Regions from separate parts of the Homo sapiens genome. Here region 1 is linked to region 2. The links are chromatin loops, found by intact Hi-C in ENCODE. Cell type or tissue: heart left ventricle. All regions are shown on one strand.

Region 1 (5,000 bases), 190 kb before region 2:
CTCACTCCCTCTCAATTCAGTTTTCTTCTTCTGCATCAATCATTACTTGATGATGTTTAACCTAAGAGGCAGAACCCAATGACAATTCTCATTTTTTAAGAAACCTCATGGACTTGGTACAGTATTTCTCTTGTGTAAACTGGTATTTGATCTCAAACTTTTCAAAGCTCACCATCAGTCCCAGATGCTGTGCTGACTCTGCAGTGTATGATAAATTGCCTGCTCTTTCAGCTTCTGTGCTTTAAGAACACAGTCATCTGTCTACATTCGACAATTTCTGTGTCATTGTCAATGGTGTCTGAAATGTTTGTAATATGATGAGGTAAAAGAGTCCCCCAGATGTCAAAATATGTATTGTGACATAGCTTTCTAAATTCCTTACTGCATTCTCATATACAACTGCACAGAAAAAGTTGAACAGGACTGAACATAACACATAGTCTGACATCACTCAATTCTTGGTGGGCATGGAGAACTGGTAAACTTTTGAGAGTCTCCAAACTTACTGAAAAGTTGCCAAGTGCTTTTTATGAGATTCTGGAATGCACTTTAGAGATTCTCCTGCTATTCCCTTCACATTTCCTGTGCATTAAAGCTAGGTGCATTGTACTGTGCCTTGATATTAAACACAAGCATATGCTTTTGAATAGCTGACCCTGGAATTTCTAACTAGGATTTGCTTTTTTGATGTGAAGGTTATTGTTTGATATGGTTATTATTTTGTTTAATGTGAGATACTTAGCACTGATTAGCACTACAAGTGGCCATGGGTACATGAAAAGGTGAATTTCAACAAATGTAAATGTCACTCTGGGGAGTAATTGCACATATTTAAATATACAGACCATCCCCGACTTAACGATGAGTTGACTTACAATTTTTCAACTTTACAATGGTGCAAAGGCAATACACATTCAGCACACTCCACTACTTAGGATGCAGCAATGTCTGCTCTTTTCAACTTATGATATTTTCCATTTATGATGAGTTTATCTGGAAGTAACTCCATCATACTTCAAGAGGCACTTGTATACACACCTGTCAAATAGCCCTGTTTACACAAAATCATCAGACTTAACAATAGAAGGATCAGAACTATAATTTGTTATTTCCTAATCGTTCTGAACTTAGTATGGTTTGCTGAAAGTACCCTTCTTTGCCATCAAAAGTTATATAAAAAAATCTTAACAGGCAATCTAGACTGAACATTTGAAAGCCAAGTTGTAAGAAAGGCTTCTTTTTAAATTAGATGGTACAGAGATGTATAGATAATATTAGAAAATGTCAAGGGTGGAGGTAGAAAGGCTATCAGAGTTGTCTGGAATTTGTGACACAGCACTTTTTGCTCTGAGAGTTATTAAAGGTTTCCACTGCCTTTTCAACTCAAGTTCCCAGAACCTACTGGTCAACTCTACCCTGATTAGCTCCTTTGAATTTACAGCTCTTTCTTTGGCCTGTCATCAGATCCTCGTGGGATGGATCCGCTGGGCTCAGGCCCCTTTCCCTGTAATGGAGGGAGATTTGCCAAGTGTTCTAGCTTGGGCTTGGGATAGAAATGATGTATAAATCTTGAGCTGGGCCCTTTAATTCCCTCCCATGTGCAGTGTGTAGGGGCATTCTGTTTCACATCACCACTGTGACTGGAGTGTCCGGGAGCCGTGAAAAGAGTGCTGTCTCATCCACGCTGAGAAAAGTCCCTAAGTGCAGACAGGAATCTTTCCTGCGGGGCCACAGACTGCTATGTCTGAGATGCTGACAACCAGTGGGCACCGGCTGCCCCCAAGCTATTCCCAGGGCTTGGCTGGCAGCAGCTGAACTCAGTACAGTGTTGACATTCCGCTCCTCCGTACGTGGTTCTTGTCCAACTCAGCAGCGGCTCATGCGTCTCCCTCATCCCAATCCCGGCCCCATAGGTGGGAAGTCGGGCTCAATTCTCTTTCAAACTATTGTTTATACACGCTTGTATAAACATGCTCTGCTCCTTAGAGTATTTGCTTCTAATCTTAAAACACATTTTCTCCCCCTAAAAGCAGAAACAAAACAAAAATATACTCCCGGTTGTTATCAATCCAATCTTATCAGCACTAAACAGAACCTGACTTCTGGAATCCACTCCCAGGAGAGGGTGCCCCGCCCCTGCCTGAGGATGCCCCGCCCCTGGCTTCTGCGCAGCCGCACTTGCAGCCACCCTGGGCAGGCAGTGGAAGGTGGGGCCGCGCTGCCTCTGGTGCGCAGAGGCAGAGGCCGCCATTGACCACCGAATCGGCTTGGCTAGAACTCAAAGCCTTGTGCCTGGCTGTCAGTCCCTACCTCACCACGTTGACACAGACTGTGTGGCTTTCAGTGTACCTTTCCACGTATTTTCCTGTCCAGTCAGATGAGGAGAGGGAACAGTCTGAGAGAACCACGAAACTGCCAAACCCAGTGGGCCCGAATATTCCTTCAAGATTTCAAGAAAGCCGACCTTGAGGACGGCCACGGGGCCAACTGCAGTATGGACAAGTCGTTCTTGTAGTTGCACAGATGGCCATTGACAAAAACAGCCCTGCTTGGGTGACTCCTGAGCCCTGATACCCGAATGAGTATGATCAAGCGGTGATGGACCTGGATCCGGCTGTGGGAGTGTCCTGATGAGCCCTGGGCCAGCGGAGGTAAGCCCCAGGCTGGCGGTCACTCCTGGGCACTGGATTTGAAGCTCAGGGCCTCCTTACCCCTGCCACCAGACATCCACTGCGTTTTCTCCCCCATTTGTACCATTCCTTCCAAGAGAGTTAACAGAGTTCCAGGTCCCTCTCATAAAAACGACTGGGAATCGTGTCCAGAGATGTAGGCTGGGCGGAGGCTGGAGACCTTGGATATAAGTGAGGCTGAGGATCTGAGATGCAGACCAGGCATGAGTCAACTGAGGTTTTCAAGCAAGATCAGCGTCAGTGCAGAGGTACAGCTGTCTCCGTTTGGAGATTGGGGAGAAAATCCCAACGTTTTAGTACAAAGGGAGCTTCCTATCCATACGGTGGAATAGCTAGATATTAGGAAAGGAGAATCGAATCTGCTGTTCATTGTCCCAGTTTTCAAAACCCTTGTGGTGACCATTTAGGACAGTCCACTGCAAACTTTGGTTTCCTGACTTCTTTATATCCTTAAAAATGACTGAGGACCCCAAAGAACTTCTGTTCATATGGGTTTTATATATCAGTATTTACTGTATTACAAATTAAAAGGGAGAAATCTGAAACTATCAATTTATTTATTTGTTTATTTTTATTTATTTATTTATTTATTTATTTGAGATGGAGTTTTGCTCTTGTTGCCCAGGCCGGAGTGCAATGACGCGATCTCGGCTCGCTGCAACCTCTGCCTCCCAGGTTCAAGCAATTCTCCTGCCTCAGCCTCCCGAGTAGCTGGGATTACAGGCATCCACCACCACGCCTGGCTAATTTTTTGTATTTTTAGTACAGATGGGGTTTCACCATGTTGCTCAGGCTAGTCTTGTACTCCTGACCTCAGGTGATCCACCAGCCTCAGCCTCCCAAACAGGTGTGAGCCACTGCTCCCGGCCTTATTTAAAACAGTAATGAACCCCTTACATGTGAACATTCTTTTGAAAAATAACTTTGTTTTCCAGAACAGAAGAGTAACATTATATTACATTTTTGCAAATTTCTTTAATATATTCTCTTATCTCAACATTCAGTCTGTTGTGATCAGCCATATAGACTCTAGAAAACTTCACCATCCACCCCAGAGTGAATGAGACTGAAAAAGATAATGACACCTTGCCATTATTATGTAAATAGTTTTGGCTTGGTAGACTGCCTGACAGGGTCCCCACTTTGAGAACCTCTGGATTAGGAAGTTCAGAGGAGTGAGCCAACCACCACAACAAAGCAAGTCAAGGTGCTTGAATTTGGCTCCTGCCTTGTAGCATACACTGGAGGTGAAGGTTTTTTGATGAATCATTCTTTTGATAATATTTTTGTAGGAAAACTTGAAGCAGTTTCATCAAGAATTATGTTTCCATGATATAAATGCTCCCTAAGTCTTCTCCTGGTGTAAGAATTTAGGATGAGAGGCTAGTATTCAGTCTTTGGCTTCATAATGTTCTGATAAGGAAGGAGTAATTTATCCCACAAAAGTCACTGTTTCTTTATCTATTCATTTTTGGGGGCATTATAAATTCAATGAAGTGAAATTCTCCTGATTTCCCTCAACCTCCTTGATTGTTCTTTTTCAGTCTTCTTTACTGGCTTCACCTCTGCCTAAATGTCCAGAGGAGAGTAGGAAGGAGGAACTTCCATCCATGGTAGTTTGAATGGGCTATGCAAGGTCTCAAAGTATTACAAATAGCCGTCTTTCCTGCTGGATGATGGTCTGCTTTCTGGGTTGCAATGGGGAAGATTGATGACTTCTCAGTGCAGGAGAACTTGCAGTGTCCTGAGCCCTCTTCTGTATGCTGTCTCCCTAGATGATTTCATCCAATCCCATGGCTTTCAGTGTTTTTATCCTCAAAACACATTATCTACCACCATTGCTTCTAAATTGAGTTCTGGGCTGAAATTTTAACTGCCTACATGATGTCTCTACTTTTATATCCTGGAGACAACTCAAATTTAACAAAGCCAAAACTGAACTATCTTTCTCCTTAGTGTATATACTCAAATGTGTTTCTTCTTCATTTTTCCCAAGTTAGAAATTTGCATCATAGTCTTCTAAGTTGCTCAGACTATAATTCTGGAAGTCATTCTTGAGACCAACTCATCTTGACCTCTTATACTCTAGTCTGCAATCTAGTTCTGTTGATTTTAATTTCAAATTGTATCTCTACTACTTTAGCTTTTTTCATTACCTCAGTCCAACTTTACCATCATCTTGTGACTGGACTACCACCAGCATCCTTCCTAACTATTCTCCTTATATCCACATACACCATGTTCCCCCTCCAATCTGTCTCCAACAAATTTTTTTAAATCAGAAATACAAATACATCACTCTCCTTTCTA
Region 2 (5,000 bases):
TACAGCTGAGGAAACTGAGGCCCAGAGAGGCTAAGTAACATGTCCAAAGTCTGCAGCTAGTGGGAAGCAGAAATAGGATTTGAAACTAAGTGTGTCCAACTTCAAAACCCTTCCTGGTCCCTAAGCAGTCTGCAGGTTAGAGGGCAACATGTGGTGGTCGAGGGAAAAGAGAGAAGCCTGCAGGACTCTGGTTTCAGGGGGAGCCCCTCCTTATCTTAAAGAGAGGCATGCAAGAGAGGATGCTGGCCCCTGCATCTCCTCATCGAAGCCAGCTCCTTCTGAGGTTTGGCTCTTCCCATGAAGAACTTTGCATAGGATTTAGCACATAGTAGTTGGTCAATAAGCGATTGCAGTTTTTGTTTATATTGTTGTTATGTGTTACTATTATATGAGGACTTAGCCTCAGAAAGAAGGTAAACTAGCTAAGCATTTAATAGCACAAGGCATGCCCCAAGCCACATCCTATATTTTGTTTCATTTTTAAATTCTTGAGGTTCCAAGGAGCAATTATTGAATGAATAAAAGAATGAATGAATGGGCAGATACTTTGACTACCCCAAGGAAGCTCCAGTTTAGGAAACTCCTATGGAAAATGTGAACTTAAAGCTTTATAATTTAAATTTAAGTGTTTATAATTTAATCTATGGGGTTTTTTTTGTTTTACTTCAGCATTTTTTTTCAATACCACTCTTTCTGAGGGCAAAGTGAACCTGTGGATATTATATAAGAATAATCTTTTGCTTCTAAAAGGTCTTGCTGCTGAAATTCTTCACAATATTTCTGGATTGTTGAAGGATTTGCTGCTGTTGTTGTTTTAGTGTCTTTTGTTTCTTGTGTGAAAATAGAGAATATGTCAGTATCGTTGTCTTCAAAATCATAGTAGGATTGTTTGCACTTTCTCTGTATTTGCTTTTTTAAGAATTTGGAATCATTTAAATTTAATTTTTATGGTAGAATAACTGTTGTCTCAGCAAGCATATATAATCAGTTTAAACTGGGAGATTACTAAAAGTCTCTTAAAGTGTGCAGTATGGGATAGATAAACCTTGATTTAAAGATTGACTGCCCAAGAAGGAAAAAAAAAACATATGTTTAGAGCTCTCCTGGGATATACCTAGGTGTGTTTCCTGTTATGTGTGTGTCACATTTATTCCAATTAAGGGCCATGGTGTGTGCATTCCATGTGGTGCCTGACATGTATGTTGTTTGACAATATTGGGTGTTCCTTATAAAGAAGGCAGTTTCCACAGTTGCAATGGCAATGTTATCATATACTTTAGACTGCTGTTTTGCTTCTAATTAGCATAGCAGTGATCTGCACATTGTTCTAAACCACATATTCATATTTCTAGGATGCAGCATGCTCCTTAGAGATGTTTTCCAAAGAACACGTTCTACTGCATAGATTTAGAGTGTCCAGGTGGCATTTGAGTGAACGCATAATAATTTTCCTTTGCCATAAAAAATAAATACCTTCACTGTGTGTTTTAGAAATTTAATGTTCAGAAAACCAGATTTGGCTTAACTGAAGCAGGAGATCTGTCTGCTGAAGACATGAAGAAAATCCGCCATCTCTCTCTGATTGAATTGACTGCCTTTTTTGATGCCTTTGGAATTCAACTGAAAAGGAACAAAACAGAGAAAGTAAAAGGACGAGGTAACTAAGAAGACTGATTGCTTCTGGCTTTAACACTTTGACACAGTGGAATAAGATAATGCTTTTCTAATTCTTTTTTTTTTTCCCCCTTTACTGTCTCACAATGAAGACAATGGGATTTTTGGAGTTCCACTTACAGTCCTCCTGGACGGTGACCGAAAGAAAGACCCTGGAGTGAAAGTTCCCCTGGTATTACAAAAAGTGAGTAGCAGGCAAATGAAAGGGGAATTCACAGAGCCTCATGCTTATGATTTGGCACTTTGTAAACCCACAAATGAATTTTCTTTTATATTTAAAGACACTATCGCCCTATTAGGACTCAGGCCCCTGGTGATTTTCAGCTTTATTCCATGCACCGCATAACGGCCCATGGCGCCTGGGCCAGTTGGCCTTGCTGCATTCTTTTGGAGCCTGTTACATTTTGTTTGCCTATAACACATCAGGTGACAGACACAGATGGTCTGACCCAGGGCACGAACAGTTGCATTTTTTTCCAATATTTTTTCAAATGTTATTTGCGCATATGAATGTGTTTGTGTGTGCATTTGATTATTCTATCTAGATAAAGATGACCATTAATTATTACCAATGCATATATAAATCATACAAATATTTGCTGAGATATAGCATAGGCTGGGTTTTAAAAATGTGTATATGTGTAATCATTTTATCAATTTTCCAAACCAAGTTTAATAAAATCTAAAAACCAGCATGTTCCAGTCATTTTCCGGTGTGTCTGGGCAGATAGGATACATTTAGACAAAAAGAATAATTTTGGTGGAAGGAGGTTTCGAAAATGATATTATCTGAACTATAAAATGCTAATATCTCTGTGACTATTGTTGCTGAATACCTGATTTGCTTTTAAGTCATGTTGTTTTATAGCCAGCAATTTATACTGGTTTTTACCTAAGTGTGCATTTATTCAACAGTGACATCCAGTGGCACAATTAAAATTCCTAGTCCTTAACACAAATTTTGTGGAATTTTAAATTGAGTTTTTAAATGATATTTTAAAATATTGTCTAAGGAAACATATACTTACCTGACACTGATAATCATACATCACTTGTTTAGCTTCCTATATTTTGCTACCAGTGCCTCAAATTGAGATACTTCTCAAGTCAGGTGACTGATTGGCTGGAGATAGGAGCCAGGAAGATGGCACCGAGATGGCCAGAGGATACAAGCAACACCTTTGTACACACGGGCCCTCTGTGGGTGACTTCCCTAGGCAGGGCTGTGCCAGTGCTGTTTATGTAATACCACGTCTAGTCAGCACAGAGCAGCCCAAAGAGGCTGGTGTTACCACTGCCCTTTTACTGATGAGGCAACTGAGGGATAGAAGAGTGAGAAAACTTAGCCAAGACACACAGTCAGCAAGAGGTGGAGTGGGAAAAGGAGCAGTAGCAAAATCCAGAGTCCATGGTGACGCTGAGATTTTCTTTCCTTCATTGAGTTGAAACCAGCATTGTCTTTGTCCTGTATGTAAAGGACAGAGTTTAAAATATCAAAATCAAAGACGATTCAGCACATGAGTTTATAGTACTGTGTAGGTACAAAAATCTAGCGTAGAACTTAGCAAATAGAAAGTACTCAATAAATGCTAGTTAAACTAAATATGGATTTATATCATATTGGCAACATGTTAGCTGTTATTACTACTGGATGTTAAGTGTTCCTCGCTACGACACCTCAAGATAGTACTCTCCCACTCCTACAAGAGAGGCTTTTCTTACAGACATGTTTCTTCTTCCTAAATGTCTGTTTGCCTCCATACCTAGAAGAATTACCTTAGTTCCAGGTACCATCCACCATCATTTCTTGAAAGGAAAATAGCAGAGAAGCTGGATCCCCTTCTTACTGGGTGAACTTGGCCAAGTTATTATCCTTTCCAGAGAAGCACTGTGAGGTGCTTTATTACAGTGAATCGAACTGTTCTCCTTAGTCTCCTTAGCAGTAGAATAGGGTTATTGTGAGGATTAGATGAGTTAATGCAGGTAAAGGACTGAGAATAGGAACTTACACATAATCAATGCACAATAAATGGTAGTGTTTATTACTTTTTTAACACCTATCACCATCCTGAGAACTCACGAAAGCTATTAATCTTTACCCCGTCTAAACTCCTTGATCAGACATCTAGAATTCCTATAGTTTCTTAGTCAGAGTGATTGCAACCAATGACAGTAGATTTAGAATCTCTTGTTACTGATCAGTCTGCAGAAAGAGTTATAGTAATCAGATCTTAAAAATGGTTAAGAGGCATGTATAATTTTAGAGTGGTTAAGAGCACGAACTTGAGTCAGTGCCGTTACTTACGAGGTTGATCTTGGGAAAGTTGTATAACTGCTATAAATCTCTACTTTCTCATTTGCATGTCGGAGGATAACGTTGACGTCATAGGATGGTTATGAACATTTAACACAGCATTCAAGTGCCAGGCAAATATATATATGCTTGGTAACTTATTGATTCATGTCATCATTGTTACTGTTTCATATGTTTATGATCATATAGAGGTACTTATTCTGGTAATATATCATTGCTTTCTAGTTTTTTGAGAAAGTTGAGGAATCAGGTCTGGAATCTGAAGGAATTTTTCGACTTTCAGGATGTACTGCTAAAGTCAAGGTACCGAACATTTTGTCTCTTCCTAGGTAGAGTTCTAAGCTAGCTAGACCCAGTTCACACAAGCATCGGGGATCCAGATATTTGTTGTTGTTTATTAGATATTATCACTTGGTCCTTCCTAGTATTCCTTGGTACCTGTGGTAAAATGTTTGTTCCAGAGTTTTTTCATGATCCAGAATTTTAAAAATCAAAACGGAAACATTAAAAAACCAAAAACAACAATGAAATAGCACATCAATTCACCATCAAAAACTGCTGCTTGCCTTTAGTTTGGAAAAAATGAAATAGCACATCAATTCACCATCAAAAACTGCTGCTTGCCTTTAGTTTGTAAAAGTTGAAACGTCTCACTGCTGTTTTGGAGGTTAAACACCTTAGTTTGTTGTGCTCCTCTCAGCCGTGGAATTCACTAAGCCAATGTTATATGAGTCTTTATTTCCATCATTCGTTGGTTTAAACATTCTTTGGCTCTCCCTTTAGTGAAAGCTCTTACAGGAATTTGTAGCAATGGCTATAACCACTAGAATACTCACTCAGCAGTTCCAAAACCCAGTTCCACTTACAGTAATGTTAACATCCACATCTAAAACCAGCTGTTCAGTGTGAATCTTATTCTTTTGCTTTCTTACTTCCATGAGGTGGCAAACTCTACAGTACAATAAAGCAAAGAACTGTTAGAAAAGAAAAGCTTTTCTCATAAAAATCCAGC

Evidence for each region. A loop is a pair of places that touch in the nucleus more often than their neighbours do. Peaks named below come from ENCODE experiments on the same cell type or tissue, not always from the same donor. Only the 100,000 strongest peaks of a DNase experiment are listed, where the experiment ranks them.
Region 1: a loop joins it to region 2, with 2.3 times the contacts of the local background. A loop is called at or near these places in 4 of 110 quality-filtered maps.

Annotation. Positions count from the first base shown.
Region 1 is chr18:6,681,155-6,686,154 of GRCh38, forward strand. No RefSeq gene overlaps it. Among named protein-coding and RNA genes, the nearest start is that of ARHGAP28, 46 kb to the right of the region's middle. In heart left ventricle, no CTCF peak of the experiment used is centred here; a DNase peak (open chromatin) is centred at 2,187.
Region 2 is chr18:6,871,918-6,876,917 of GRCh38, forward strand. ARHGAP28 (Rho GTPase activating protein 28) reads left to right here. Exons shown (of 18, transcript NM_001366230.1): 8 at 1,492-1,657; 9 at 1,767-1,858; 10 at 4,214-4,291. Among named protein-coding and RNA genes, the nearest start is that of LINC00668, 55 kb to the right of the region's middle. In heart left ventricle, a CTCF peak has its summit at 2,620 (motif pointing left); no DNase peak of the experiment used is centred here.